Regions from separate parts of the Homo sapiens genome. Here regions 1, 3 and 4 are each linked to region 2. A link is a loop called in an ENCODE intact Hi-C map of the cell type or tissue named here. Cell type or tissue: PC-3. All regions are shown on one strand. Each heading gives the region's core, and the rest is flanking DNA. Links, peaks and the distances in the headings are about the cores only. Region 1 overlaps IMMP2L (inner mitochondrial membrane peptidase subunit 2). Region 2 overlaps IMMP2L (inner mitochondrial membrane peptidase subunit 2). Region 3 has its middle 1.0 Mb from the start of LRRN3. Region 4 has its middle 960 kb from the start of LINC02903.

The links. Hi-C counts contacts between places; a loop is a spot of excess contacts. Peaks named below come from ENCODE experiments on the same cell type or tissue, not always from the same donor. Only the 100,000 strongest peaks of a DNase experiment are listed, where the experiment ranks them.
Region 1: a loop joins it to region 2, with 11 times the contacts of the local background. A loop is called at or near these places in 15 of 110 quality-filtered maps.
Region 3: it touches region 2 in a loop (28-fold over the local background); 10 of 110 quality-filtered maps call a loop at or near these places.
Region 4: it touches region 2 in a loop (15-fold over the local background); 21 of 110 quality-filtered maps call a loop at or near these places.

What each region holds. Positions count from the first base shown.
Region 1 is chr7:111,326,049-111,333,855 of GRCh38, forward strand. All of the region lies in intron 3 of IMMP2L (inner mitochondrial membrane peptidase subunit 2), which reads right to left. Among named protein-coding and RNA genes, the nearest start is that of IMMP2L, 230 kb to the right of the region's middle. In PC-3, for the core only: a CTCF peak has its summit at 3,784; no DNase peak of the experiment used is centred there.
Region 2 is chr7:111,482,258-111,490,064 of GRCh38, forward strand. It overlaps IMMP2L (inner mitochondrial membrane peptidase subunit 2), which reads right to left. Exons shown (of 6, transcript NM_032549.4): 3 at 4,981-5,084. Among named protein-coding and RNA genes, the nearest start is that of IMMP2L, 76 kb to the right of the region's middle. In PC-3, for the core only: CTCF peaks have their summits at 4,497 (motif pointing left) and 4,697; a DNase peak (open chromatin) is centred at 4,494; H3K27ac peaks cover 3,646 bases.
Region 3 is chr7:110,086,186-110,093,992 of GRCh38, forward strand. No RefSeq gene overlaps it. Among named protein-coding and RNA genes, the nearest start is that of LRRN3, 1.0 Mb to the right of the region's middle. In PC-3, for the core only: a CTCF peak has its summit at 4,148 (motif pointing right); no DNase peak of the experiment used is centred there.
Region 4 is chr7:109,841,064-109,848,870 of GRCh38, forward strand. No RefSeq gene overlaps it. Among named protein-coding and RNA genes, the nearest start is that of LINC02903, 960 kb to the left of the region's middle. In PC-3, for the core only: a CTCF peak has its summit at 3,477 (motif pointing right); no DNase peak of the experiment used is centred there.

The DNA of each region.
Region 1 (7,807 bases), core at 1,555-6,554, 160 kb before region 2:
ATTTTTTTATGGTTAGATTTCATAAAATCTCCTAAACCAAACCTGAGTAAATTTCTGCTCTCTTTACTTGCTATTACTTTCAGGTCTATAAAGATATAAAGAAAATTACACTTAATCGAATTTTATATATTTTAGGTATTTTGAAGGCAATTAGTTCATCATAATACCTCAATTGAGATATAAATTATGCATTTATAAGACTGAGATTGCCAAATAAAAATTAAGATGCTTAGCAAATAATGAATTTGATTAAATTTTTAAAATTTTCTCAAAACTACAAAAAAGTTTTTGATCAATACCAAAGATTATAATTGAAATATCTTTCCATCTCAGATATTAAAGTTACAATAATTCCAAAATTATGGGCATGCATTCTCCCTCCATAAGTGAAAGCTGTACAATGCCTCAATTCTCAGTTGTCTCTTAAACAATTCCATTCAGAAATCTTCTTCAGCTGCTAACATATTCCTCATTAAGATTCCTACTTCTCATAAACATTTCTCCAAAGAAGACATAAAAATGGCCAATAGGAATATGCAAAGATGGTCAAGATCACTAATCATCAGAAATATGCAATGAAAACCGCAAGGATATATCAATTCACACCTGCTAGGATGGCTGTTACCAAACAAACAACAACAAAAGAAAAACAAGTACAGGGAACACTGGAAAAACTGGAACCCTTATGCACTGTTGGTGGGAAATGCAACAGCTCTGGAAGCAGTATGGAGGTTCCACCCAAATTATAAAAAGAACTACCATTTCTTGGAGCAATCCCATTTTCAGGTATTATCCAAAATAAATTTTGGTTTTTGGTATTTCAAAATAACTGAAATCAGGATCTCAAAGAAGTATTTGTATTCCCATGTTCACTGCAGCACTATTCACAATAGCCAAGATATGGAATCAACCTAAGTGTCCATCAATAGATGAAAGGATAAGGAAAACGTAGTACATTTACATACTCTAGAATATTATTCAGCTTCTAAAAAGAAGGGAATCCTGGCATATGGATGGGGAAAAAGGGGAATCCTGCCAGCATAGATAAACCTGGAAAACACTGTGCTACATGAAATAGGCCAGTCACAGAAGCGCAAATACTGCATACATTCTACTTATATGAAGTATCTAAAATAGTTTAATTCATAAAGGCAAAAAGGGAATGGTGGTGGTCAGGGGCTTGGGAGAGGGAAAAATGAGAAGTTGCTGTCCAACTGGTATAAAGTTTCAGTTAAGCAAGATAATAATTCTTAAAATTCATGTAAGAGAAAATATTATCAAAATAGAATGCCTCATTTAACCTGCTTTATGAGTGTTCACTCACATAGATCATTATATATAAAAAGTGTCACTGTAACTAAATAATTTCTACAATTTCATTAACATGTACTCAACTCCCTTTGCTGCATGTCTCTATCATAGCTGTTCCTGCGAGGTACTGTAACCCACCATTCATTCATCCATGTACTTCTTACACTTCAAAAGACTGAACTATTTCTTTTGTAGCACTTGGCATGAGCAAATACATAATATATTAATAAATAAAAATAAATATAGGAAAATTCAGCTCACAAATGTGCTATTTGTGCATGAAAAGGAAAAATATTTTTAACTATTTTCAGAAATAAGTTAGAGGCTAGAAAGTAATCTTATGGTATATTAATAATTTAAAAGTCATCATCAAATCCTGTGGTTTGGCCAAAATAAATGCAGAAGTAGAAAGAAAGAGAGCCATAAATTGCTTAAGGTCAGAAATGCAAGCTGAAAACATAGTGTACATAATACAAGAAATTCTTAATTCTCCAGATTTCTATGTGTCAAAAGGCTCCTGATTTCAGTGTGGAAATGAGGGTTTTAACTACATACCTGAATCACCTGTTTGGAAAATAGGTACGTATAGTAGATATATAATATATAAGAATACATATGAGAATAAAGTATTATAAAGCAGCATAACCACCCACATTTCACCATCTTTTCATCATTAAACTAAAAAATATTTTTACAAAACCACATGACCTCTCAGTCATAATAGAACTAATGAAACTACAAAGATCCAATCTTACTCAGAGAACTTGTACGATTTTTGAAAACAGCACCATTAAAACAGCTCTCTCAGAGTATTCTCCTATAAGCTCTTAAAAGTTATTTTGAAAACTGTCAATACAGCTGGGGTTCTTTTCCACCCAGTGGCAGGTTACAAAGGAATATTAAAGATGTTTCAAAAACTGATATAATTCAGGAAAAATAATTTAAACAATATGACTGCAATTATGACATATTACAATGAAATACATGGCAGCTAGAACTAAATAGGAGCCCACAGAATGATACTTAGAAATGCATTTACATGGTTACTGAGTTTTCCCCAGTAGAAAAGCAACTATCCCTTCTTGCTCCTTATTGGTACAAAAATTATTTCAGGGCCCACAAATTCTAAAAGCATTACAAAGTTTGAAGAATATAAAGTAAATGGCAATTATAAAAAGTAAGGGTTTATATTTTACAAGCCCCAATACAGCAAGGCTTAGAATTAGTTATAAAAACTAGAGGTGTGTTACGTCTTAGAGTAGGTAACAGCTGGATACTGTGTAGAATAAATGCTCATGCCCATGGGTGGGATGTTCATAATGCTGAAGGGCAAGAGAGAGAGATGTATAGCTTGAGAAGTGATGTGGATAATTGCTTGTCATTAAACAGCAGAGTAATTGCTGCAGCAAATTCCCATGTAACTATTCCACATGAAACTTCAACGTGCCCTTGGACTTACTAAACATACATAGTTTTCTCAGATAAAAAGACAGCAGTCAATGATGCACCACACTTAAAAAGATCATTATTTTATTATTTAGTCTCACAAAAAAACATTGGGACCCTAACCATTAATAACACAGAGAAAAAAAAAGCCATTGATTTTTACATTAGTAAGACCTTGGTAAGATCTCAGAATCTACTTTTTCCTAACCTGCTCAGACTAGGTGTCTCATAAAGCCTACAATAATTTAAAAGATCGTCACATCTTTTGAAAAGCTTTCATGTACAATCATGTTATTCAGTATTCAAATTCATAATAAGCCAAGATACGAAACATTTAAGTTGCTGCAGGATGTTGAGCGCTATTAAGAATGCATTAATAGAGAGGATTCTAGGCAGCTGAAGCTGTGGCAGAGGTATAAATTTGAAAGTACCAAAATATCCTGAAAAGAAACAGAAACAGGAAGAGGAAAAAAAAGAGAAGGAGAAGAATTAAAACTACACACCCTATCTCAACATAACTAGAAAACAAGGAAACTCCAAACTTCAAAGTACTTGTAAATATAAATATAAACATCAAGACCTACCTACCTCTCTCATGTGCTCCTGCCAGTAGCCTTCATGGAGACCAAGAGCAGTTCAGGAGAAACTACACAAACGAGAGCAGAGAGGAGTTAAGGGCAGGTTGAACCATGATTTAAAACCACTGCTAGAAACAGAAAGAAACTCAGCCCTTGGCCCTATATATACTGAAAAGTGAACAGTTAGCTCAGAACACTGATAACAGAAAGGAGACTTGAAAACGCACATGGGACATGACAAGCCACCTTGCAAAGGCGTCACTTTGGAGAGAAAAGACAGCTAAAACAACAGGAGAGGTTTCTTTGGAAACTATACATTAGAGAGAGAAAAAGGGGAGAACATTTCGAATTACATAAAACAAAAGAAAATTTAAAAATTGGAAGGCATATGCCATTTGAAAACCATGCCATCCAGTAAAGAAACAATACTTTGCTTACAATAACAGGAGAGGGTGCTCTTGAACTAGAAATGTTAAGCCATCCCAACATACAGATAAACAAAAACCTAGCATAAAAAGAAAATTGAAAATAAGGACCCAAACAATTAAGGTGATAAAAAATTCCACCCTCTCACACAAACAAATGGCAAGACACTGGCAAGAACAGTGGCAAAACAGAAGAAAACCATAACACTCAAAACTAATAAATATCCATAAATTCTGCAATTAGGTAGATTTAAAAAACAACCTTGAAATAAGAATTAAAAACTAAGTAGAGAAATGAATGACCAGAAAATTTTAAAAGGAAAAAATAAAACACCAATTGATTGAACACAGAAAGAAAAGAGAAGAAAAATACAAAATCACATCAGAAATGGAACGTAAATTACAAGATGCCCAAGGAAAAACAGATTTGAAAGAAAATGCAATAAGAGACACTGGAAAAATAGTAGAAAATCAACTAAATGAATAAAATGAAATAGAGAAAAAAGTAAAAAGGGTCAAAGAGAAAGTGGCTGAAATGGAAGACAGGAAAAAGAAGATACAATTTATATATAAATGGAATTTCTGAAGAAGACTTTTTAAAATAAAATATGACTAATAATGAAATTCTAACCAAGAAAGTATTCAAACACAAACAACCACAACTTATATACTGAAAGGGCCCACTAGCCACGGGGTGGGGGGAAAAAAAAAACTTGTAACAATCAACTCAGAGACATATTTTAGTAAAAGTAGTAGACATTCAAGATAAAGGAAAAATCCTCAGGGAATCCAGGCAAATGAATTCAAACAACATACACAAGTAAAAGAATTAGACTGGCAATAGATTTATCAAAAATAAGATTCATATCCAACAAGAGGTTAGTATACAAAATGTACATAAAGCTCAAATGACTCAATAGCAAGAAAACCAAAAATCCAATTTAAAAATGGTCAAGATATCTGAATAAAAATTTCTCAAAAGAAGACATACAAATGTCCAGCAGACATATGAAAAAATGTTCAACATCGCTAATCATTAGAGAAATGCAAATTAAAGACCACAATGAGATATCATCTTACACTTATCAGAATGGCTATTATCAAAAAGACAAAAGTTAACAAATATTGACAAGGATGTGGAGAAAAGGGAATCCTTGTATACTGTTGGTGCGAATATATATTAGTATATCGATTATGAAAAACTGTATGGAAGTTCCTCAAAAAACTAAAAATAGAATTAGCATATGACCCAGCAATCCCACTTCTGGGTGTTTACCTAAAAGATTTGAAATCAGTTTGTTGAAGAAATGTCTGCATTCCATGTTTATTGCAGCACTATTCACCATCGCTAAGTTATGGAATCAACCTAAGTGCCCATCAATGGATGAATGGATAAACAAAATGTGGTAAATATACACAGTGAAATTCTATTCAGCCCTTAAAAAGAAGGATTCTGTCATTTGTAGCAGCATGTGTGAAAATGGAGAACATTATGCTAAGTGAAATAAATAAGGCAAACAAAGACAAATATCACGTTCTCACTTATATGTGAAATCTACAATAACCTAACTCATAGAAGCAGAGAGTAGGATGGTGGTTAAAGCAGTTCAGGCAGTAAGGAATGGGGAAATGATAACCAAAGGGTATAAAATCTCAGGAGAAATATGCTTTTTTTAGTTCTATTGCACAGCATGATGATTATAGTCAATAATAGAGTACTGCACATCTTAAAATTGCTAAGAGAGTAACATTCAAATGTTCTCACCACAAAAAAAGGTATTTGAGGTATTGAATATGTTGTTAACTAACTTGATTTAATTATTCCACATTGTATTCATGGATCATACATCACTTTATACTCCATAAATTTATACAATTATAAATTATCAATTTACAATTTTTAAAAAGATTCAAAGCAAGATACCAATGGGGCAGCATTTCCATAAGGCTCCAGGAAATAAAGGGAAATCCAAGGATTTGTATATAGCCAAGCTGCCTTCGAGTATCCAAGCTATAAAAAAAGTTTTTAACATGCAAGAATTCAAGGAATTCTGGATCCATGAGTTCTTAAGGAATCTACTAGAAGATGACCTTAACCCAACTTGTTATTAACTGGGAAAGTTAAGCAAAAAAACTAATAGTATACATATATATATTTATTTGTAGGTATAAGACACACGGGAAAATACATCATGTGCTATATGCTATATATTATGTGCTGTTTTCTCAAAGTAGAAATAATGCCACAAAAACAATAAGACAAAAAGGCTGTTTTATAGGCATGAGGCAGGAACTAAAGAATATCAATAACAGCCGAATAACCAGATGTTAAAAGGTCATAATGTTTAAATGGGGAATAAGGACGTTAGTAAAGAAATAAGTATAAACACATCATCTAGACCAAAATAAAACCTTCCTAGAAAAAAAAACTTCAAAAATCGAATAGTAAAAAAGGTTACTAGAGAAAGAAGCCAAGCAAATATAATATAGCGTGCATAATATTTATAATATGACAAAATTAAAATCAAAACATCAGTCTTTTCAATAATTGTGCAGGCACTTAACCTACCAACTGAAAGAAAATCATATAAAATCAAATGCAAGCCAAAAAGCATTAAATGTAACAAAGAAGGACACGTTTTAACGCTAAAGCCAAAATCACAATAAAGACATATTAAATATAAATATCTATGTACCAAATAATATAGTACCTTTTTGTAAAACAAAAACTATAAGAGATGCCAGAAGTCCCAAAAAGAACACTAATAATAGGAGATTTTAACATACTACTTAGAACAAGGCAGATCAATAAACATGTAAAATGAAAATTTAAAAACACCTACAATATAACTAATAAGGTAGATTTTATGAATATATGTCAAACTTTACACCCTAAAAATAAACTTTTCTCTCAAATGCATGTGGAGCATCACAAAAACTGATCATATATTAGGTGATAAGGAAAATATCAGTATGTTCTATAAAATAGTAATGCTATAAGAAATATTTTCTAACCAAAATTAAAATAAAACTAGAAATTATTTAAGCACTTTTTAAAAAAGGCTCCTTGCGATGGTTAATACTGTCAACTTGATTGGATTAAATGAAATCAGTCTACTACTCCACAATGGAGGTAAGGGATATCTGGAATACAGGAGATCCCTTAGGGTGTCTCTTAGTATTACCATGCCCTCTGATTAAGGTCAATGGGAAACTACAACAGCCCAATCCAGTCAGGGCTACAAATAGCCCAGACCCTCCAGGAATGAAGGTTTGTGTCACTCCACCAGGAAAAAAACAAGACCTGCTGAGGTGCTTGCTGAAGGCAAAGGGAATACAGAATGGGTAGTAGAAGAAGGTAGTCATCAATACCAGCACGTGACCAGTTGCACAAACAAGGACTGTAATTGTAATGAGTATTTCCTCCTTCTTTTGTTAAGAACATGTTTGTGCATGTATATATTTGTACAAGAAAATATCTTCATTTTATTTCCTTTTTCCTTTAAATGTGACATAAGATTCATTGACTTGCTATCAGCATTTAAGTGTTGTTAACCTTACATAATAGCATTTGGGTTGGGGATTTGTGCATTCCTGGTTGTACGAAGGATAGTTTTATTATGTTAGGCATAATTATGATATTATTGTCTTTATTTGAAGACTATGATTTCAGGAAATGTATATGGGTTCAAGTTGACAAGGGGTCGACTTGTGATGGTAAATATTGAGTGGATTGTAATATTGATTGGATTGAAGGATGCAAAGCTCCCTAGGTGTGTCTGTGAGGGTGCTACCAAAGGAGATTAACATTTGAGAGACAAAGGAGAGACAGACCCACCCTCAATCTTAGTGGGCACCATCTAATTAATCAGCTGACAGTGTAGCCAGAATAAAAGCAGGCAGAACATGAAAAGACTAGACTGGCATAGTCTCCCAGCCTACATCTTTCTCCCGTGCTGGGTCCTTCCTGCCCTTGAACATTGGACTCCAAGTTCTTCACCTTTGTAATTCGGACTGGCTTCCTTGCTCCGCAGCTTGCAGATGGCC
Region 2 (7,807 bases), core at 1,828-6,827:
TCTGTTTCATTATGTTAAAAATTACTATCTCCAGATATTGTGAGAATTAAATAAAAACAGCATACTCAAAGCACTTAGCACAATGCTTACTTACAGGCATGCTCATTCAATGAGAATTCCCTCACACCAACCTTCTACTATAGAACTGAACACTGGCTCAATACAGTGAAATCTGTGATCCAGATTAAGAGGAAAGGAAGAGAAAGGAAGCCCCCCATCGTCCTTCCTTTCTAGCTCTCTATAAACTGTGGCCATTTCTCCCACTCACACAGCTCTCCTTCTTTGCTTCCTAGCAGCTATAAATTTGACTCGGTAGACTTATTTCTAGAATCCCTGAACCCTTGTAGTCATGACCCAAGTATGTGGTTCCAAGAAACTAAAAAAAAACCCATGCCTGAAAGAGAAATCCTACCATCTCTTTCTTCTCTGCCCCTGTGGTATCCACCTCCCCAGCTGGCCCTACTGCCTAGTCAGACAGAGTTTCTCCTTTATTCAGGGGTTCTCACTGCTGCAGCTTCCTCAGCCTCAGCAACTGCCATTAACGTTAGTGCTTCTCTATTGAAAGAGAGTCTGGCATCAAACATTAAAGAGGCTGAGCAGCATTCTGCAAAATAACTGGACAGTACCCTTCAAAAGTGTCAATGGCATAAAAGACAAAGATCAAGGAACTGGCATATACTGAAGGTGACTAAAGAGACATAAAAAATAAAAAATGAAAATATGGGATCTTGAGTAGGATCTTGGCCCAAAAAAAGGACATTAGTGGGAAAACAGGTGAAATCTGAATAAGGTCTAGACCTATTCGTCTAATAAGATTAGATCTAATAATATTCTACTGATGTCAATTTCCTGGTTTCAATACTTGAACTATGGTTCTATATAATGTTAATATTAGGGGATTTGTGGGAACTCTCTACACTATTTTTGCAACTTTTCTTCAAAACAAATAAAAGTAAAATTAAGTTAAAACACTTTTAAATGTGATTATTTAGGACTTTATTATGAAAGAACCTCTGTCCCGATGGACTTGTTAAGTGATATATTATTGTGAAATAGTGCAACTTATGTTAAGCCAGGAAGGCCATCACACAGGTTAACGAAAAGTCAATTCCAAGGTATAGAAAATTCACCTTACTCACCACTATGAGTTTGTAAATCACTAAGAGAGTATGATGCCACCTACATATACTATAGTGAGGACTTGATGACAGCAAATCATATTTTGTGCAACCAATAATGTTATTAAATAAATGTAGCTACTGAATAACATACTTAAACAATAACTCCACTGTGACCAACTTTTTACAGAAAGAAAGAGACAGTGAAAAATAAGAAAGATATGCAAAAAAATAATATGCACCCACCTCCCTCTGCCAGATCTCCCATGCTTTAGGAAACAACACTGGTCAACCAACTCTGAACAAAACCCCTTGCAATAGAAAGGACAGTCTGCTTTGCTATATATGTGTTTCTGTAACATGAATTAACATAGACAATTGGTAAGTGGAGAAAAGATTTCAGTGTAATGCAGAAGTTACATTGGTTCCTATGTAATTTTTTTCCCAGATGATTAATGTTTTGCCTTATTAGTACAGGCAACTGAAGGCTACGTATACTAATGGCAGCAAACCAGGAAGGAATCAGTATTATACATTCAGCCTTTCTCTGAGAAGTGCTACTGCAAAGTTAACCCTGATCTTTGTTTATAAATAACTAAATAAATAAAACAAAGTAACACAAAACAATGAGGAGAGCATACAACTCTGGTATCAGTACATTTTGTACAAAGCTTACAAGCTTTTCTCTATTTATGACTTGTAATGATAATGTCTTTCTGCCCTTGCATCCACAGACAGCCTCAACCCTTCCTTATACCACCTACCACCAAGCTATCTTCACCTTTTATGTTTTAAGTAAAACACTACTTTTACTGCAGTTTAATTATTAGAAACTTCATGTCTTTTAAACTGTGTTAGTATTTTTATTGACATTGTTATTGTTTTCATCAGTGCTCTGGTTATAAAGTTGAATAAGCCCTACTGATTTAAGTAAGAATTTGGAAACTGCAAATTTTCCAGAAAAGCACACATAATATTATAGTAGAAATGGTGTATTACCACACATTCTGAATACATTGTCTCAAGATTTTTTTAATATAAAAAGGTTATACTGGTTTGTTTTCAAAGATTACTTATTTATCAATGAAGTATACTGTTAATATCAATTTCTAAACAAAATTACGAAGTGTATTTTATCATCAGCTTTAAATCGAACATTTTAATATACACTTCTGTATGTGTCACACATTTCTTAAATAAATAGGATGTTCCAATGTAGTAACAAAAATTATCATCTATGTTAAAAACAAACTGATGCATTGTATAAGAAAAGCAAATATTCAATATTTGATATAAATTAAATGTATATTATGAACTGCAATCAAACCAACATCAATCTTCTAAAATGAAGCAGTTTCTAAATTGTATGAAAATACATGGATATGGTCTAGAAAGCATGTTTCATCATAAGACTAAAAAGATACTTTTTATTAGGCAGGGTCTCACTGTCACCCAGGCTGGAGTGCAGTGGCACAATCACAGATTACTGCAGTCTCGACCTCCCAGGCTCAATCGATCTTCCTACCTCAGCCTCCCAGGTAGCTAAGAACTACAGGCACGCATCACCAAACCCGGCTAATTTTTGTATTTTTTGTAGAGACAGGGTTTCACCGTGTTGCCCAGGCTGGTCTCAAACTCCTGGGCTTAAGGGATCCACACACCTTGCCCTCCCAAAGTGCCAGGATTACAGGCCTGAGCCACCTGGCCCTGACCTAAAAAAATACTTTAAATAATGCTAAAGAAGAATTTAGCATCAGATTTTTTGTTTCTTTCTCAAAGCAACAATATTGCTTCACGATCATCTGTTGTTAAATATATAATACTAGTAACTAAGCACTCTTTTATGTAAATGGCTCCTCCTAAGAACAAGCACATGAAAGTTTGTGTTATTTGTACATGACAAAGATATAGCACATAACTGAGTCATTAAAAACACAGTTCAGGCCGGGCGCAGTGGCTCACGCCTGTAATCCCAGCACTTTGGGAGGCCGAGGTGGATAGATTATGAGGTCAGGAGATCAAGACCATCGTGGCTAACACGGTGAAACCCGTCTCTACTAAAAATACAAAAAATTAGCTGGGCGTGGTGGTGGGCCCCTGTAGTCCCAACTACTCAGGAGGCTGAAGCAGGAGAATGGCCTGAACCCAGGAGGCGGGGCTTGCAGTGAGCCGAGATCCCGCCACTGCACTCCAGCCTGCGCAACAGAGCGAGACTCTGTTTCAAAAAAAAAAAAAAAAAAAAAAAAAAAACACAGTTCAACTGGAATAGCTATAATTTATATATCAATCCCAATTTGAATAGAATATTTTTGAAGTTAATGTATATAATAAATATCAATCACTATGAATATTTATATAAAATAGTAGTGTGCTCTTTTTAATATACTCCATGATATGGTAGGATACTTTTATGGACCCATGCAACCCTGAATATCAAGCAGCCCTGTTTTATTTTTCAATTATCTATTTAAGTCCACTTGGTTAGAGATAGTCAGCATGTTTCTCACGGGAAAAAAAAAATACTGCACAATTGTCTGCGTATAGTGTGACCTCTTTCACTTGGGTGGGTATCCTTTCCATCACCAACTAAGTGAGGATATAACCTTGTCAAACCAAAGGCAAAAGAATAATAAGCATATGACAGGCTAACCCAGCATGGAAAAGGTTGTTTAGGAGGTTGCAAAAATAGTACTCGGAATGACAAAATAAAAGTACACTTCAAAGAGCAGGTTAATATTTTTAAAAGCACTCAAAACCTGAGAAGCATTTAATCCCCCTCCTTGGATGTCTGCCATACAAAACTCCACTTGAATTTATTTCATTAGTCACTAACGAGATTTGGTTAATATGTTTTCAAATGAATACTGGTAGAATAGTCTGAAAGAAACACATTTATAGAATATCTATTTCCACAAAGCACTAGCCAAAGGTAAGTACAAATAAGCAGATGATGTCTTGCTTTTACCAATTATAAATTACCATCCAACAAGAAAAAAATCCTTCCAATTCAAGAATCAGAAATACAAATGGGAAAAGTATTTACCCAGTAGCAGGTTTTTACTGTCTCCAAATCAAATGGCAGTAACACTGCTACCTTAATTGCTACCCCTAACTGGCATAACAGGGAATCATACTACAACATTTTTATAAGTATTTGAAACCAGAAGAAATTAGACAAGTTTGGCTACAGTCTTCCTAGTGTAAATTTACTTTTAAAGCAAACAAACAAAAATCTCCAAACCATTTAGGCCTGTCCTAGGACTATGTATTATATCATTGTGTCAGTTATACACACTTTGACATTCCTTTTCTACATTAAGACTGGAATGAAATTTTTGATCCTGACCAGTCATCATATTATAACAGTGAAACAGTGCCACCTTTTGGACCCAAACAGAAGCATCCAGTGCTAGTCTTTCAAACTTCCTTTTTCAGTTAAACTCCTGATGTACATAAATGTCAATGATTTTCATGTCATAATTATCACCTTCTAGGAATACTTTTTAATCTATACAAACCAAGAAAACATTGGGGTAACAAAAAAGTTGCTTACCAAGATGCAAAATTTCAAAATATTCCAAAGTAGTACCAAATGCATGTATTTTTAATAATTTCTAATCAACATTTCATTAAATACATTTCACCAAATCCAAATATGTTAGTCAACTAACATATTTTAAATGCAAAAAATTCTTTTTATAGCATTGTTACACTGCAAAATTGATTTTTTAAAAATGCATTGTATTTAACATGTATTCAATTTAATAATTGGCAATATGATATTAACAGTGGATTACCAGTTAAATCAGCATAAGTATAAATAATTTTATATACAAATATAGTATGCTTCTGAGTTACTTACACCAATGATACAATGTCACCACGGTGTACTTCAAAATTCCTCACTTTCCAGTGGTTCAAAAGCACCACATCAGATGACTGGCTCCCCCCAGGATTCAAAGAAGGCTAGAAAATAAGGAGAAAGAGACACTTCTATCATTTGTATTTTTCAATCTTCATGGTTCTTGCACTTCACAGCTCGAGTGGACTGAAATAAAACATTTCTAATACAGTACCTTTCTATAAATTGCTGTTCTAAAGTAACTGCAAATGATGAGTTTTCAAAAAGGCTCACTGGGATTCTTCACAGATGAACCAGAAAAAAATAAATTACCAATGCTTATTTGAAAGGAACGTGTGCTAGACATTAAAATCTTTAGTAAACTCCAATAAAGAGGTATGAAAAGCCTTAAGAATAATATAAAAACATGAGGAAGAAGTGAGTCAAACCTCCTAACAAAATATCCAGATAGGATCTAATTCCACAGTAGTACACATCATTGTTCCATCTGGGGAAAAGAAGAAATAATCCCAAATCACAGTCATGTCCACAAATCTTCACAGTCATATGAAAAACTGAAGGGGGCAAAAGAAAGATGTGATAGGATTACCATTATAAAATGTATGGATTTCCCACTTTGACCTCTCTTTTCTCAAAAGAGCACATATCCTAAGGGTCCTGGTCCCAGTTTGAGCCTAATAAGGGGCTTTCATCCTAGGATTCAGAGAAGTCTAACTGTGCCTGAGGGTTAATGGATCAAGAACTGAGAAACATTTTGTGTAAGAATTTTTCTAAAGGTCAGGAACCATACAGGCACAAAAATTTGACTGGGGAACTATGAAACCAGCATACCTGTCATTTGGACAGGGGTACAGACAAAGCCAATGAATAACAAGCTTGAGGCAAGAACAGGGGGACAAAATAATTAGAAAAGCTAAGATAGCCTTTTCACTGTTTTTTAAATTTTTTTTCATTTTTTATTTCAATAGGTTTTGTAAGAAAAGACAGTGTTCGGTTACATGAGTTAAGTTCTTCAGCAGTGATTTCTGAGATTCTGGTGCACCCATCACCCGAGCAACGTACACTGTACCCAGTGTGTAGGCTTTTATCCCTCACCACCACCCACATTTTCCCCCAAGTCCCCAAAGTCCAATGTGTCATTCTTATGCCTTTGTGCCCTCATAGCTTAGCTCCCACATATCAGTGAGAACATACAATGTCTGGTTTTCCATTCATGACTTACTTCACTTAGATTAATAGTCTCCAATTCCTTTCAGATTGCTGTGAATAACATTATTTCGTTCCTTTTTATGGCTGAGTAATATATATACACACCACATTTTCTTTATCCACTCGTTGACTGATGGGCATTTGGGCTGGTTCCATATTTTTGCAACTGTAAATTGTGCTGCTATAAACGTGCGTGCAAGTACACATCTTTTTCATATAATGAGTTATTTTTTCATATAATGAGTTTATTTTCCTCTGGGTAGATACCTAGTATTGCTAGGGACTGCTGGATCAAACGGTTGATCGACTTTAGTTATTTAAGGAACCTCGATGCTGTTTTTCATAGTGGTTGTACTAGTTTACATTGCCACCAGCAGCGTAAAAGTGTTTCCTTTTCACCACATACACATCAACATCTATTATTCTTTGATTTTTTGATTATGGCCACTCTTGCAGGAGTGAGGTAGTATTGCATTGTGGTTTTGATTTGCACTTCCCTGATAATTAAAGATGTTGAAGATTTTTTCATATGCTTATTGGCCATTTGTGTATCTTCTCTTGAGAATTGTCTATTCATGTCCTCAATCCACTTTTTTTTTTTTTTTTTTTTTTTTTGAGATGGAGTCTCACACCGTCGCCCAGGCTGGAGTGCAGTGGCATCATCTCCGCTCACTGCAATCTCCGCCTCCCGGGTTCATGCCATTCTCCTGCCTCAGCCTCCCGAGTAGCTGGGACTAGAGGCGCCTGCCATCACGCCCAGCTAATTTTTTTTATTTTTAGTAGAGACGGGGTTTCACCATGTTAGCCAGGATGGTCTCAATCTCCTGACCTTGTGATCTGCCCGCCTCGGCCTCCCAAAGTGCTGGGATTACAGGCGTGAGCCACCGCGCCTGGCCTCAGCCCACTTTTTGCTGCGGTTGTCCTTTCTTGCTGATTTGAGTTCTGACTCTCCAATAATGCTACCATGGGAAGTGGCCATTTCTGTGGTGACAGGAAAGGTGCCAAGCTTCCTCTCCGCCTTCACTGAGGGGCTGATGACAGCAGCCAGTGGAGACACAACAACAACCAGGGCAGAAGCAAGGAAAATAGTGAACGCAGGGCAACAGCCAGTCCCTGGAGCAGTAATGACGTGCCTTTTGTTAAAGATTCCTGGGATTATTTGCAGATTTTCTACAAAGCAAGAGTTGACAAATATGTCAAAATTCTGCATGGAGGCTATTATCTTGACACTATTTTTGATCCAGGGTTTTGCAGCTGAAAAATACTGGTTATCCTTGAACACCTCAAACACTTTCAGAACTTTCACCAACTCCTTTAGTGATAATACCTAAATCCCTAACTTAAATTCCCTGCTACTCATTTCACTTAACTACCTGACAAAAAATTCAACAGGATTAAAATGGAATTTGTTATCATTTCAACAAATAAATTTTTTTTTGAGACAGTCTCTTCTGCTTTTCTGCCTCAGCCTCCTGAGTAGAGCTGCGACTACAGGTGTGCGCCACTATGCCCAGCTAATTTTTGTATTTTTAGTAGAGACGGGGTTTCACCATATTGGCCAGGCTGGTCTCGAACTCCTGATCTCGTGATCCGCCCGCCTCAGCCTCCCAAAGTGCTG
Region 3 (7,807 bases), core at 1,142-6,141, 1.4 Mb before region 2:
AGAATTGTCTGAGGTTCTCAACTTTTATGCTACAGTCCTCCTAACTCACAAGAGTGTAAATGCACATGGACTTCTGAAAGGAGAGTTAAAAAATTATTTCAAAACTCAAAAATGTTTTTGAGGTTTTACGTTTTCCATCAATATTGAAGAAGAAAACCTTAACATGTGGGGCCTCTCCGCTTTTCTGTCCGCTTTTTCTCACTTTATGATTATCCTCTTCTATGAGGAATAAAATAGCAGAATCGATGAAGAGTATTTTACTTGAAAAGTAATCAAAACAGAAGAAATATTATGCCACACCCTCACATGGAGGGCTGCACAATGAAGGATAAAAATGTTACAGGACACATATCATACACAACTTTGAATGGTATGAAAGAGAGTATTGGTAGAGATGTACATCGTGGAAACATAGTGGGATGGACAAGAAGCTTTTTTGAATTTTCAACCCCTTGGAGATTTAAGATGCTAGAGAATAGGAAAGAAGCAAAACTATTAAGAGTTGTAATGTATCAACATTGTAATGTGGTATTGAGTTGTGATGTTTAAAACATTACTATAAGACTCAACCAGTGTCATAACTTTAAAAGCATAATAAAATGCTTATGTATATTGTGGCACACTCTATTATATAACCATGTTTATTTTAATATTAAGGTGATATTTATTCTTATAAGTATTTGTGGAAAATTGATATCACAAGAAGTTGAGCATGCTTATACTATGATTTCAAGGGTCTAGTATTCCTGTTGGTGAAACATTTAATTAGCTATCTTACCTGCTTAGCACAGTACTTGCCACAGTGTGGTGGATTAGTCTATACAAGCATCTATTCTAAGTCACATTTATGATGGTTAATTTTATGTGTTACCTTGGCAGGGCCACAGTGCCCAGATACTTGGTCAAATATTATTCTGGATATTTCTATAAGGGTGTTTTCTAAGGAGATTAACATTTAAATCGGTGAAATTGAGTAGAGCAGATTGCCCTCCAGATGCAGGTGAGCCTCATCCAATCATTTGAAGGCCTGAATAGAAGAAAAAGACTGACCTCTCCTAACATTTCTACAGCAGATGGCCTTCATACTTGAACTGCAACATCACCTCCTCCTGGATATCCATGCTGCCAGCTCACTCTGCAGATTTTGGACCTGCCAGCCTCCATAGTCTCATGAGCGAATTCCTGAAAATAAATCTCTCTCTCTTCTTCTCTGTACACACCACACACACACACAAACACACACACGCACACACACACCCGCCATTGGTTCTATTTCTCTGGAGAACCCTGACCAATACAGCAATCAATGACAAAATCATTTACTATCCATTAGAAGACATTGATGCAGTGATCTCACCTAATTTTAAACACAGAACTGGAGTGAAATTAAGAACTATTGAGCACAATGAAATTAAAATTGAATGTTTCACGGACTGAAATGTGGGCACCCAAAATTCATATGTTGAAGTCCTAACCTGCAGTCCTTTAAAGAAATAATTAAGGTAAAATGTGGTCATGTGTGAAGCCCTCATCCAACATGGCTGATATCCTCATAAGAAGAGGAGATTAGGATGCTCACACACATAGAGAGATGATGTAAAGACAGCCATCTAACAAGCCAAAGTGAGATCCCTCAGAAAAAAATCAACTTTGCTGACAACTTGATCTTAAACTTCTAGTTTTCAAAAATGTGATAAAATAAATTTATGTTGTTGAAGCCACCCACTTCGTGGTACTTTGAATGACTGCCTGAGCAACCCAAACTCATTTTTGGTGGCAGAACAATTATTCCCTGATCCATATCACAGAACTCCATATCAAATTGATCAGCAAGAGATGCAGAAAATTGAGTAGATCCGTTAGCAAATAGTAGGTTCTAAGGCTTTTTAAGTGTGACATTTATTTGAGAAACAAGATATTTTAAAACATACAGTTTTAAAATTAAAGCATTAGATAACACTCCAACAATGTTATCACCTTCATAAGCACAAATTGCATGCAGCCTTCATTGCCTTCCCTTTCAAAGCATGGCTTGCCTTTGGACTGAGGTAGTCAGGCAAGGCTCCTATGAGAACAATAAAGAATAACCTGATCTTTATGATCTTCTATTTAAGGGATTGTTATTTATCAGCCAGTCCTGAGGCAGCCAGTCTTTTTCTCTTTAAGATGAAACAGTAAACAATTGAATCACTCTCCTGACAACTCTCCTAATACCAAAATATCTCTTGTTTTCCCTGGCTACCAGTCCTACTAGGTTTATAAAATGTTTTGAAGCATTTAAAAGCCTCACCTGAAGCATACAAGTTGCTCATTTGTTGAGTGTATCTAAGAAGATGAGTGATGCACCATTTAAAAAGTTTTACAGGAAGATTATTTAGTGAAACAGCTCTGAGTTTAAGAGTATCACACACACACACACGCAAAATCTCTCACAGGAGTGCAAGTTCTAAAATCAGATCTAAAACGTATTTAGTGAAAAGTTTTTGCCATGAGCTTTCAGCTTTCATTTTATTTTATATGAAGTACATGATCAATCTTAGAAAAACTTTGTTATCCGTTTTCTTCCAGAAGCTAACTACTAATTGTTGCTTTAAAAAATTACCGCCAGTGCTCAACATCTATAATATTTGTTTTTTTTGTGTGTGAACTTTCTGAGTTTTTCTATTAAATCACTTTATAGAGTTAACGTGACTTAAGATTGTGGAATAATATGTATCAATTAATCCTGTATGACATTTATAATTAAATCCAATATAATTTTATCATATCTTGTATGATTTCAAATAAAATCCTGTGAGTAAAAATTATGGCTTTTACCTTTAATTTTGCAACAAATAAATAATTTCACAATAAAGATTTATTTATCTAAGTACTCTCTTCAATTCCTATTGACTTGATAGAAGCCAAACACTTGGCACCACTAGTTTTAAAAATTATTTTAAATTAGTTATAAAAATTAATTCTTCAAATAAGATATTTGATTAATATATTTCTAAGAAGACCACTAGTCCCATGAAGTCTCACCTTGTTGACTTCCACCAGAACAAAACCTGTTAATTCAGCTTGACTTCTGATATGTGTTCTTTGTTCAAGCTCCTGTGGGCAACTAAATTGTTTTAAGAAAACAATATTTCTGTTCATATTAATTCACTTGCCAGACTCCAATTCTGAAAGTTGTCTAGTTCTTCCTTCATCACATGTGCTTCTCATCGAAACCCTTGTTTCAGGATGGATCAAGTGATGTTACAGCTCATGTTCCTTAGACCTGATTTGTTTTGATGTTTTATTGCTTTTCCTTTTAATTTTTGTTTGAATGAGAAAAGTTTAATACCACAGGTGTCCAGAATTAAAAAATAATAATAATTCTGTAAAATGAATGCTGCTAGTGCAGACATTCTGTTTGAAGAAGCCACAATAAAGACGAAGTAAGTATCCACTTATTTTTCCACAATTCAACCAGAGGCAAGGAAAAAAATAAAAATGCAGACCCCCCAGTGTCAAGGAAATCGGGAGATCAAACTCTGAAGCACAATGTATATGCAAAGGGAGTCAACTGCAGTGGAGACAGTACATGAATGTGAAACAAAAGCAGAGAAAGAATTAACACTTGCAGACATCAGAAAGATTTAGGAGGCCAGGGGTGGTGGGTCAAGCCTGCAATCCCAGCACTTTGGGAGGCCGAGGCGGGCGGATCACGAGGTCAGGTGATCGAGACCATCCTGGCTAACACGGTGAAACCCCGTCTCTACTAAAAATACAAAAAATTAGCCGGGCGTGGTGGCGGGCGCCTGCAGTCTCAGCTACTGGGGAGGCTGAGGCAGGAGAATGGCGTGAACCCGGAAGGCAGAGCTTGCAGTGAGCAGAGATCGCGCCACTGCACTCCAGCCTGGACGACAAAGCGAGACTCTGTCTCAAAAAAAAAAAAAAAAAAAAAAAAAGAGGAAATAATACCTTTCCAAAGTCGAGTACAAACCAAAGTGCAAAATAAAATCCCTCTGTCTATCATAGCAGAAATAACCATAAGTTGGGGACAGGAAAGTCTCTGGAATTACTTGGCTCTTTGAAGCAAAGTGACAGGCTGATCCAGCAACAGACTTAGCATAGATTGCAGGAAAAAGCTCTCCCACAAGGGGTCAGAAGAGAGAATGTCAAACTGTTTCCAACACTAAACCGATTGGCCAAAGAGAAATAAATGCTGAAAATAAATCTCAAACAAAATATTAATATGTCAAAAAAACCCTCATAATAGACTGGAACACAGCCTGAGACCCCCTTCTCCATCAAATACTCACGATTTAAATATGAGTAACCAGTATAAGCACAGGATCTCTATGAAAGATTGTATGCAAAAAGGATGGGAACAGGATATCAAATGACCAATCAGAACATGTTGCCATGCGGGCGCAGTGGTCACGACTGTAACCCCAGCACTTCTGGGAGGCCGAGGCAGATGGATCACCTGAGGTCAGGAGTTCAAGACCAGTCTGGCCAACATGGTGAAACGCCATCACTACTAAAAGTGCAAAAAATTAGCTGGGTATAGTGGCGCACACCTGTAGTTCCAGCTACTCAGGAGGCTGAGGCAAGAGAATTGCTTGAACTGGGGAATCGGAGGTTACAGTGAGTCGAGATTACGCCATTGTACCCCAGCCTGTGCGACAAGAGTGAAACTCCATCTCAAAAAAAAAAAAGTTGCTGCCATGCTGAACACAAAAATAATGCCAATTATCCCACAAGTTATATATTTTAAATTCAACAAAATCACATTTTCTAACAAAAACCAGAGGACAAAGCAGGGATATGAGTTCTCAGTGAAAAGAAGGCAATATGAAAATCAGGAGATGAAATGCTCAAATATCATCTTATCAATAGGGTGCTCTGATGTTTTTGGTATTAGGGTTCTCTAGAGGGATAGAACTAATAGGATAGATGTATATGTAAAGGGGAGTTTATTTAGCAGTACTGACTCACATGATCATAAGGTGAGGTCCCACAACAGGCTGTCTGCAAGCTGAGGAGCAAGGAAGCCAGTACGAGTCCCAAAGCTGAAGAAGCTGGAGTGTGATGTTTGATGGCAGGAAACATCCAGCATGGGAGAAAGATGTAGGCTGGGAGGCTAAGCCAGTCTAGTCTTTTCACATTTTTCTGCCTGCTTTATATACTGGCCATGCTGGCAGCTGATTAGATGGTGCCCACTAAGATTAAGGGTGGGTCTGCCTTTCCCAGCCCACTGACTCAAATGTTAATCTCCTTTGGCAACACCCTCACAGATGCACTCAGGATCAATACTTTGTATCCTTCAATCCAATCAAGTTGACACTCAGCATTAACCATCACACTTCTTAATTCATAAAATACCCTCACAGCACTCTCTCTCATTACATTGTTTTTTTCCAATAACATTTAATTTAATGATGTTCTCTCCCCATTATAATATCAGCTCCATGAGAGCAGGGATTTGCCTAAATGATGTTTATGTAATATCAAGGCCTAGTAGGTGCCTGGCACAAAGTATGTCCTCAATAAGTATTCATTAAATAGATGATTAATACATGAACTGACAGCTCAATAAAGAAGTAGAAGAAAAAGTAGAACCACCGTATCAATGAAAGTTCAATCGAGAGGAGCATTAAAGAGAATTAACAGAGCTGAAAACTGAAGTAAGATAAACAGTAGTTAGAAATAAGAGAAAAGAAAATAATTAAATTCATATAAATAATTTGGAAAGATGTGAAGAATAGTTAGATATAGCAGAAAGAAAAGCCAATGTACTCATAATCATTACTGTGATATTACCATATTAATGATAAAACTCACAGTTTCAATTAAAGAAAATGTCCCAGATATAAAAGAAAAGATTAATCTATAGAATAAAAAGAATAATCTATGTCTCAGAAAAAAAAAATGTAGCCCAACCAACTCCATTCCAGGGTATGCATAGAAAATTATATGGACTTTAAAAACAATAATCTTTTGGGCAGTAAGGCAAAAAGTAAGGTATTTGAAGTCTTGCTAGCCTCAAGACTCACTACTGAAATATTCAATGAGGAAGAAAATGGAGCAAAATTCATGAAGTACTTAAAGAGTCTTTCATTAGTTTTCATACTTTTATGAAAAGTCATACGTTTATGACTAAAAATAATTACACTAAACCAAATTGTCAGTCATATAACACAACCAACAATAAATGATTTTTGAATGTACAAAGACTCAGGAAACATCATCCCTATTAACTTCTAGAAAAACCTAACAGGGATCAAATTCACCCAACCAAAATATGAATAGAAAAGCCTATGGCAGACAGATGGGCATTAAAAATTAAATCTCCTGAACTCTAAAATAAGATAAAAATGAGGACTTCCATTTCTGCCTTTGACGGAATCATAGACTAAGACTGGACATGCTCTCCTGCCACATACACAAAAATAAAACTGGACAAACTGTGAGATGACAGTTTTCAATCACTGGACAACAGGAACCACAGGACTGATCCCTGAGAAGAGCAGCACAGAAGCACAGTGAGGTAGAAGCCAAGCAGAACACAGTAGTCCCACTGAACTTAGAGGCACAAATTGGAGTCTGGACTGCAGAAGTGACTGCAATTTGGGGGCAGAGTCTTGAGAGGAGGATCCCTAAGGGTGGAAGTGAAGGGCATACATCTATGTTAGGATTGCACACATATTATTGGCTGAGGACTTGTCTGCAAATATTAAACACAAGACTCCACAAAGCCTGTCAGAGAGAAGCTGCTACCAAGTTAAGAGCATAACAGAAATAGTGAAGGGTGCTTGGTGATAGGAGATGTTTAGGTTTCAGCTTGAGAATGAAAGGATCTTTTTTCTTTTTCACAAGATATTAAAGCAAAGAAAGATGACCTGGTCAAATCCCCTTGCAAACCTGCTAATAAGATTATCTCCTGAAAAGCGGAGTATGAGAGTCCTTATCTGTAGAATGCATTTAGCAGGATGTACCTGGAATATACTAGGCTTGCTTAGAGAAAACAATCCCGAAGTGTGTGGATTGATGGGAGATGACTTCTTGTAATAATGTTACTTAAGTTATGTAATTACTAGTGAACAAAATGAAGATGTTTAATGACCAAATTAATTTCCTTTTGTGTAAGTGGCACCCTTCATGCATAACTTAGAGACTTCAAGGACTAAATCTGACCCAGAATGTATCCTAATGCACCATGAATCTGAAGAACAGCATTAGCATTCTGGATGTCTCTCTTCTCTTTTCTGCAAGTACTTGTATCCTTGAAATGATTAAAACAGTTTAATACCAGATAAAATCTCTGATCTATGTGGATATGATTCAACAGTCCACTTTTTGTATTAACTCCTACTGGCACAGTAAACAGAAGTTTCTTTCAGTCTCAAGGATCATAATGGCCAGGCATTAATGGAAAAAAAAAGAAAGAAGGGATTAAAAAAAATGAGGATTTGATCCTAGGTATACTAGCTATTCTTTGTTTAAAGTAAAAATATCCTTTGAGGCAAAATATTTGGACAAACCTTTCCAATAGAATTTTGGGGAAATTAAGACAGAAACACGAAAGTGGCTTTTCAGATATTCAGAGAGTATTAGGTAGAAGAGAAATTAGTGGAAATTTCTATTCCCTGCCTTTTGCTAGTTACTCAGGTAAAAGCCAGACCTCAAAAATCTGAAGCTGCAGTAGTGGGCAAAATAGCATTAAAGGCAGTTTTTCCTGTTCCTAGAAAGTTGTCTCGTGCTTCAGTGGCCAGTTGGAAAGATGTTACCTTCACTCACAAGGTAAATTAAGACCATTAATCAATCAGAAAAC
Region 4 (7,807 bases), core at 1,293-6,292, 1.6 Mb before region 2:
TCATCCTAGTTTATGTTTTGTTCTATCATTCTACTTTATTTATTATCTCAAGCTTTGATATTTAGCAATCATACTTTAAAGACTTTAAAGTGTTTCTGAAATGTTAATGAAAATGTGCCCATTTAAAGAAGAAATTAATATTCCTTTTTTACTTTATTTATATATATAAAAGGAAAAGCACATATAATACAAATGCTTACACAACTTACCACAATGTTGTTTCAATCATGTGAAATCTTCTGGTTTCTTCTGTAAGATTTAACGAATGAACATCTATAAGAGGAGTTTACAAAGTACCCCAGTTCTTATTCTGACTGAGTTTCTTTCCTCCTTTTTATTATATATGCTACAAGGGTGCAAAACTTAAGTCAGGAAAATAGCTTACCTGTTGACAAGGAATCAGCAGGCTTGAATCTATTAATTCTTTAAGAGTCATTCATACATGTTTCCATTTTTTGTGTGTGGTTGATGGTGACACACTCAACAAAGTCTACCAATTAAAAGCAGCTGAAAAAGAAATGGAAGAACAATGTGGGTTCTTCCCTATAATAATTTACCTTTATTTATTCTCTATTCAAAATCTTGTTTACATAGTCTTGTTTAAATAATTTAAAGTACATATATTCTGAGCAAAATTAGAAATTAAATTACTATTCTTAGGGTCCAGGACAAGTTTGACAAATATGATGACAATGTGTTTAGAAAAAAATAATCCCCAGAACTCAATATCTAAAAGATTAATTATAAAACTTATCAAATGTTTATTTGATATTCTTTATTCAACTATCTGCAGCTTTTTCATTACAGAAGAATCAATATTATTCTTTAACATTTTCAAAATATTGTAAACATTTATTGAATAATTATGTTCTAAGATGTTTTTGTGTTATAGTTATGGTTTCTACTAGTTAAAATCAGATTCATTTTTCAAAATGCAGATAATGTAAATTTTTCATGACTTGAAATAGTTATCATTGTATTTATGGGACATACAATATAGAGAGTAGATGTACAACATTGTGCACTGTCAGTGCTATCAAAAGGTATGATTTAATGTGGGAATTGCTACCCATGTTTTAAATCTCAAAGTAGGAATTTTTAACTGAACAACCCTAATAATCCCAAATATTCTAAAGCTCTATAATCTCTAAAGCCCTGTTGAATTAATTCTTTCTTGTACCTGAATGATTTCTCAGAGTAAGAAGTTCAAATTATGGTGTGTAAAGTAGGGCTTCTATTATTTGTCTTAAAAAATCTCTACTTAGGCAGTTGCAAAGAGTCTGAAAAATGGCTGATTTCAATTTGAGTTGTGAGATCTCTCAAGATCTTGTTTCACCCAATGTACAGTAAGAATATTATCTGTCTTCCAGAATTGGTCAGAAAGGAAAGTAAGATAAAGAATATTAAAGTGCTTTGTATGCTATAATGCACTCTTGCCCGTGGACATCATGCTTAAGGGAGATTCTGAAATTTGGTGCACAAGTTGCTCTTTGTGATTTTATAGGAATGAATCACATGGCTTTCAGCCTTCGTATTTCCTAACTGAGAAGCTCTGCTTTTTTAGATCGCCCTTTCAGAAATTTCAGTCAAACCAAGATTTATTAGTGCTCACTATCTGCTGTGCACTTCACTGGCGGTTTATAATGCAGAGAGGAAGATAGCAGGATTTCTTCTTTACTTCCTTTCTAACCTTTTTGTCACTTATTCAGTGCTTCTAAAATTGGTCAACCAAAATTCCACTCTTGGGTGAAGATTGTGAATGTGAGCCTGAGGGAGAAACACTGGGAGAAAGCATGACCCAGTTTGAGGAGAGCATAAATAGTCCATCTCTCATCATCCTTCAAAAGAGCAATGAATATAACTGCCCACATTATTTTAAATGTGATTGTCCATTTTAAGAAAAGGTTTCTTTTTTTGTAAATATTTTGTCCAATAGTCTTCCTTCAGGCTTTTCCATATTATTGTATCTTTCTTTTTTTGCTTCCGGAAATAGAATGAACAAAATTCAGCTCAAATTAATTAGCTTTCTACTTTTACCTGTTAGCCTAGACAAGTTAATAAACTAACATACTAATAGGAAAGCACAGGAAATAAAAATGTCAGTAAATAAAAATTGAGTGGATAGAATTTTTTTTTTCAGGATATGAGTACAGCACTATAACTCCCCACATCTCACATCCATTCCAAGAGAAACTGTTTTCACTATTTACCTCCTAGCATTTTATTGCCTTTTTGCCTACATAGACGTGCTGGCAAGACATCATCCTCTGTAGTAACCAAAAAGATCTGTCTATCCTCTTACGAATATAGTGAAACTAAAAATGGTGTATGGATCAGACATCGATTCCACATGTCTGCATTTATAACTGTATAGAATCTCACCAGCAATGCAGACTTTATGATCATGCATACTTGAAGACTGTTATAAGTAAATGATTATTTTATCTTCTACTGAAAAGCTTAGATGATCTCACATTTTGAATAGTGGTTTGAAAAGAAGATGATCTAACTCAACTGGAAATCCACATTAGTGGTGAACTACTGTCTCATAATTTACCACAAGCACTAAGAATATGCTATGTATATGAAAGCACTGGCTAGAACACTTCCCATTTTGCAGTTCCTGAAGTTATTTTAGCTCAGTTGAGGAAGAGCCGAATCTCTGTAGCATGGCTCTGCCACATAGATTCTCCCAGGGGTTTGTTCCAACCCTTTACATTCTCTTACACTTCAGAGGTATGAGCAGAGAAACAGACTGGGAAATAAAAGTAAATATTAAATTTAACATCCTATCTGTGACTAGATAAATAAATCTATCCAAATAATGAGTTAGTTAAGAACTTTGTTGTCTCAACACCTATATTTGCTCATTAAAATTGTTAACAAACCCCACCAGGGTAAAAATACAACAGAAGGAAAACACGCAACTTCATGGAATGCTCACACTTTTTGTTTCCTTTTTTTATTTGTATTTGTTGCCTTGACATCCAACTTTAAATTGCTGAAGCCATTCTTCCCTAGGCAAAATCATTTTTAAAAGAAGAAGATGACTATAAAATCAGTAACTCCAAATTGAATGAGTAGTTTGATAGTACAAGTCAAGATTGCAAACACCAAATGCACCATTTGAAATAGAATAAATTTAGGTCATATCATTCTTTTCCTCTCCCATTTCCAAGGACAAGTCACTAGCTCCTGAACCTGTGCAAAGAGTTTACTCATTTACTTTACCCAGACTAAAATAAATCAAGGAAGGATACAGCTGCAAGTAGATATGAAATGGAGATCACACACATTTTGATAGAAATCAATTTAACATTTACCAGGAACATGCTTTTCAATAATATATGACCTGATACAAAGCACCTTCATGTTATTAACAAACTTGGATATATTAGAGAAATTCAGTATTATTAAATACTCATTAACAAATCCTAATCTTTTCTTTGTCAGGAATTTTTACTGAAATCCCTCCTACCTGCCTAATCACCAGGTGGCAGTGTAGTAGCACTCATCCATATCTGTCTTTGAAAAACTTCAATAAAGTGGCATTACAATGAGATTTTCACATAGCATAGGTAGAAGTGTTTGGGTTTTGAAATTTTTTAAGTGTTACTCCCCCCCAGTATTAAAATAGCCTTGCATACATTTTCATAAGTTCCCTTTTGCTTTGAGTACTATGTAGATAGTTATTTTCTCCAATTTTTTAAACTAGAAAAACTGAATATATATATATAACCTCACGGTTCTCTGTTGTCTTAGTTTTAAATAGGAACCTTTTCTACATCATAATAAGAAGCACATTATGTATTTTTTTCAACCAGCTCTTTTCAACAATTGGATTACGGCTGGGTTTCCCAAAGCTTCAACAGAAGCATATGCCAGCAGACTACAAACCTCGAAGACAAGAATCCTGACATTTCATTTTTCCTTATCTAAACTTCTCCAGCTGTCATTATGCCATCTGAGACGAGTTTTCAGTCTACAGTTCTATTCACTCTATCAATTTCTTTGTATTTGCACAATGTTCATTCAGCACTTTAGCCAGGACAAAAGAACCAATTTCAACATTTGGTTTCAGATACCCAGGGTTTATTACGTGCTTAAAGTATGTCTGGATTCTTCTTTTTGCAGATGGAAATTCAAAGATCCAGGTCATGTAATCTGATCCAATGCCAACTAGTGAGTGTGGGACATAACTTCAAACCTGCAGCATCTATGTTTACTCTCTGTTGGAATTTAATGTCATATTATCCACAAATACTTCCTGCTGTATCAGAAATAAGGTATTTGGGAATGTCTCCTAAACCCTCTATATAATCTTTTCCAATATTAGAGTCAGTAGAAATCCTCTGTTTTTGAGCTGCAGGTGTTAATTGGGAGGTAGAAGAAAGTGACTTTTACTGCAAGAACTGGGATTAAACTGCAGTTACATTTCTTGAAAAGCTGACTACACAAAACCTGGCTAAAAACAACGACAACCTAAAGGAGACACTCTATGACCCGATGAATGGCTGGAAGTCTTAGCAGGCTGAATTAAAAAATACTTGGAATTTTATTTGGAAAACCTTCCTTCTGTAGTGAGTCCACCTCCATGTGCTTGATGCAGTTGACACTTACTACCCTGCAGAAGATTATTCAGCCTGTCAGCCAATCTAGAAAATAAAATAATCACAATCCATGTTTGGTGGTATAGTAACTATTAAGTTGATACGGGAACATTTTGCAAAACATGTTAAAATTAAGTTAAAATGAAAGTGGCTCGAAATTAGGATTGTAAGATTTTGCATTTCAATTCAGTTTCCACAGCAATGTTTGGTTGAACTAAAATTCTAAATATGTTAGGAATAAGCCTCTGCTGTACATCATTATGTTCAAAGTTCTCTGTAGCTCCATTTGTGAAAACAAGTGGATGAATAGGTATACATTTTAAAAATATATCTTTGGGATAAAAAGCCTTTTTGAGTTCTTGGTTTTCAGGATGTTCTTTCTGGTATTCTTAAAATAAATGCTTCTATAGTATTACAAAGATAATTTCATTAACCTGCTAAAATGGGAATGTATTTATAGCTACAAGGTGAAAAGTATTATTAATAATAATTTCAAGATGACAGATATTAAATAGTTCAATTATTATTGATAATAAGATTTTATATGAGTGTGTTTTTATTTTCTATTTTAGTTATAAGTAAATCATAATATTCTTCTAAAAATGGTCTTTATCAAAATTATTTTAAAATGTTTCATTAGATAATAAGCAATGCCATTACATGGATTTTTCTCTCACTTTTTAATATAAATTAACCAATCAGCATTTCTAGATATCTCATAATTTGATAACTAGAAAGGTCTTTGGAGATACCTCAGAATAAAATATTTATTATATAAATGAAGAAATTAAGACCCAGTGAGGTTAAGTGACATCTAAAAGGATACAAAAAATCAATGGCTAAATAGGGCCAGAACTCAAATCTCCTAAGTACAAATGCCTTCTGTATAAGTTTTCTCTCTCTCTCTTTTTTTTTTTTTTTGGTAACACCTTATGTTTAATTCCATTCATATTTTATATTTTATATGTATAATTTCTAGTGAACTCACTGCATATCACTGTGTAAAATTTAAGGCACACATTTTTCTTAATATTTTCTTAAGAAAATTTATCATTCTTGACCATTCCTGAGAGCAAAATAATTGACTAAGAATAACAAATGTTGAGACAAGCAAGCCTACGTTCAAATCCTAACCATGACTGTAACTAACTATGGACAAATTATTTAACTTCTCTGAGCTTTAATTACCTCACTTATATAATGGAAATATGACTTCATCCAGGCCTGTGGTAAAAATTAAATGAAATAACACATCTAGATGTCTGCATTTAGTTATAATAGTAGGAATAATAACAACAATTATTATTATTGTGAACATGTAATAAAGTTTCAGTTGACCTGTACTGGGTTAAAATGACACTATAATCTTTTTAACTTTTTCAAAACAAAAATTCTGATTGTAATCCAGTAGTTAGGTAGCTCTAACTTTCAGTTGACTTACATACAATCTATAGGCATACATTTCTTTAAGTGAAGATCTATAAATCATTATTTGCCCCATGAATTAAGAGAGAATGCTGCTGTTCAATACCTGAGACCAACAGAAGTTAAAAGAAGCTAAGAGTCACATAGCAAATCAGTGGTCGAGTTTGATCAAGAACTTCAATCTTTTTGCCTCTGATATAAATGGTTTTGATACTTCTCTATATCAGTGATTTTCAGCCTGTTCTTAGAGAAATCCTAGTAAGTTCTGAGGTATCCCAGGGACAGAGAATGGAGACCAAAAAGCTGCCAGATGATGGCTGAAATGACAAGATTCTGAGTGCCCTCTCTGCTTGTCAGCTAGACCAGCTCTTCTTTTATTGATCATTTGTATTAAGATCTTGCATAATATATATGGATTCTTCTATTTTACAAAAGTTTACCATACTTATTTTCTTGTAGTACTAACATTTGAAACATAAGCATAGAAAATTTTGATACTGAAACAGGCACTGGAAAGAAAGTTAGAACAAAAAAGAAGAACAAACTATTTATATGTTTAATGTTTAATTTATGATTAAACATAAATTTATTTTAAGAACTACCTTTCAATAACCTAACGATCTTAGCATAAATATAAATAAAATTATTCATATATGAAAATATGTCTTTCATAAACATAATGTGCTAGATATTTCTAACAGAAAAGAGAAGGCAATTTCTTACTAACTTGTAATGCTTGAGCTGACATTAGAAAGTCCTTTGAAAAGAATACAAGAGTTTAGGTATCAATAAAAAAAATCCACAATTGATTATGTCTTTGTAAATCACTGAGAAAACATTCTATATATTACAGCCTTACTATTCCAACAGAAAAAAGAGCAGAATTATATGTTCCATCAAGGGCATAAACATACTAACTTTGAAAAGATAATGTACATGGATAAATGGATGGATTGATAGATGGGTTAAAATATTCAAATTGACCAAATAAAGTGTATAAACTTCTTAATATAAGAGTTTTCATTATTTCATAAAAATGTTCTTGTTGGTGTTGTAGTCTTATCCAAAAGATGTCTTTGATTACTAAAACTATAAAATCCTATTACATCATATTTTTCTTTAGAAATATATGAGGGTCCTGAAGAGACAAACGTCAGTCTATCAGTTTATTATCAGTTTGGGTCTTAGTTTATTTTCATTTATATTAAACAATTCTGGAAAAAAATAAATTGTAAATTTGTGTGTTCAATTATAAGTGGGTAGTGTCATTGAGAAACAGTTTATCAAGAATACCCAAATATTCCAATATAATCTCAATTACTTCTCTACAAATTTGTTGTCATCTAAAGGATGTCAGAAAGTGACACAGAGCATGCTGGGAAAGTAATCATTATCTCTTCGTCACTATGTACTTCTTCTGCTTTTTACATTTTGTATGTTTTAATTTAGAGAGAAAGCTGTAGCTCTTTCCCTGAAATTAAAAATGTGTTTGGGTGAGAAAATAGAAAAATACATTTAGAGATCATAATTTGTTTCTCTCTCTCTCTCTCTCTCTCTCTGTGTGTGTGTGTGTGTGTGTGTGTGTGTGTTATACACAGTAAAAGTTATCATAGGAATGAAATGTTATAAAGTATAAGGTTTAGCCAATTTTTGTCCTTCAGAAAGACAGAATCCAAGAAAGATATAATTTTCAAATATTTTAATGAGTGTGTTGGCATTACTTTGAGAAGCATTTATCTTCTGGGTGATATAATACAAATATGTTTAATTCT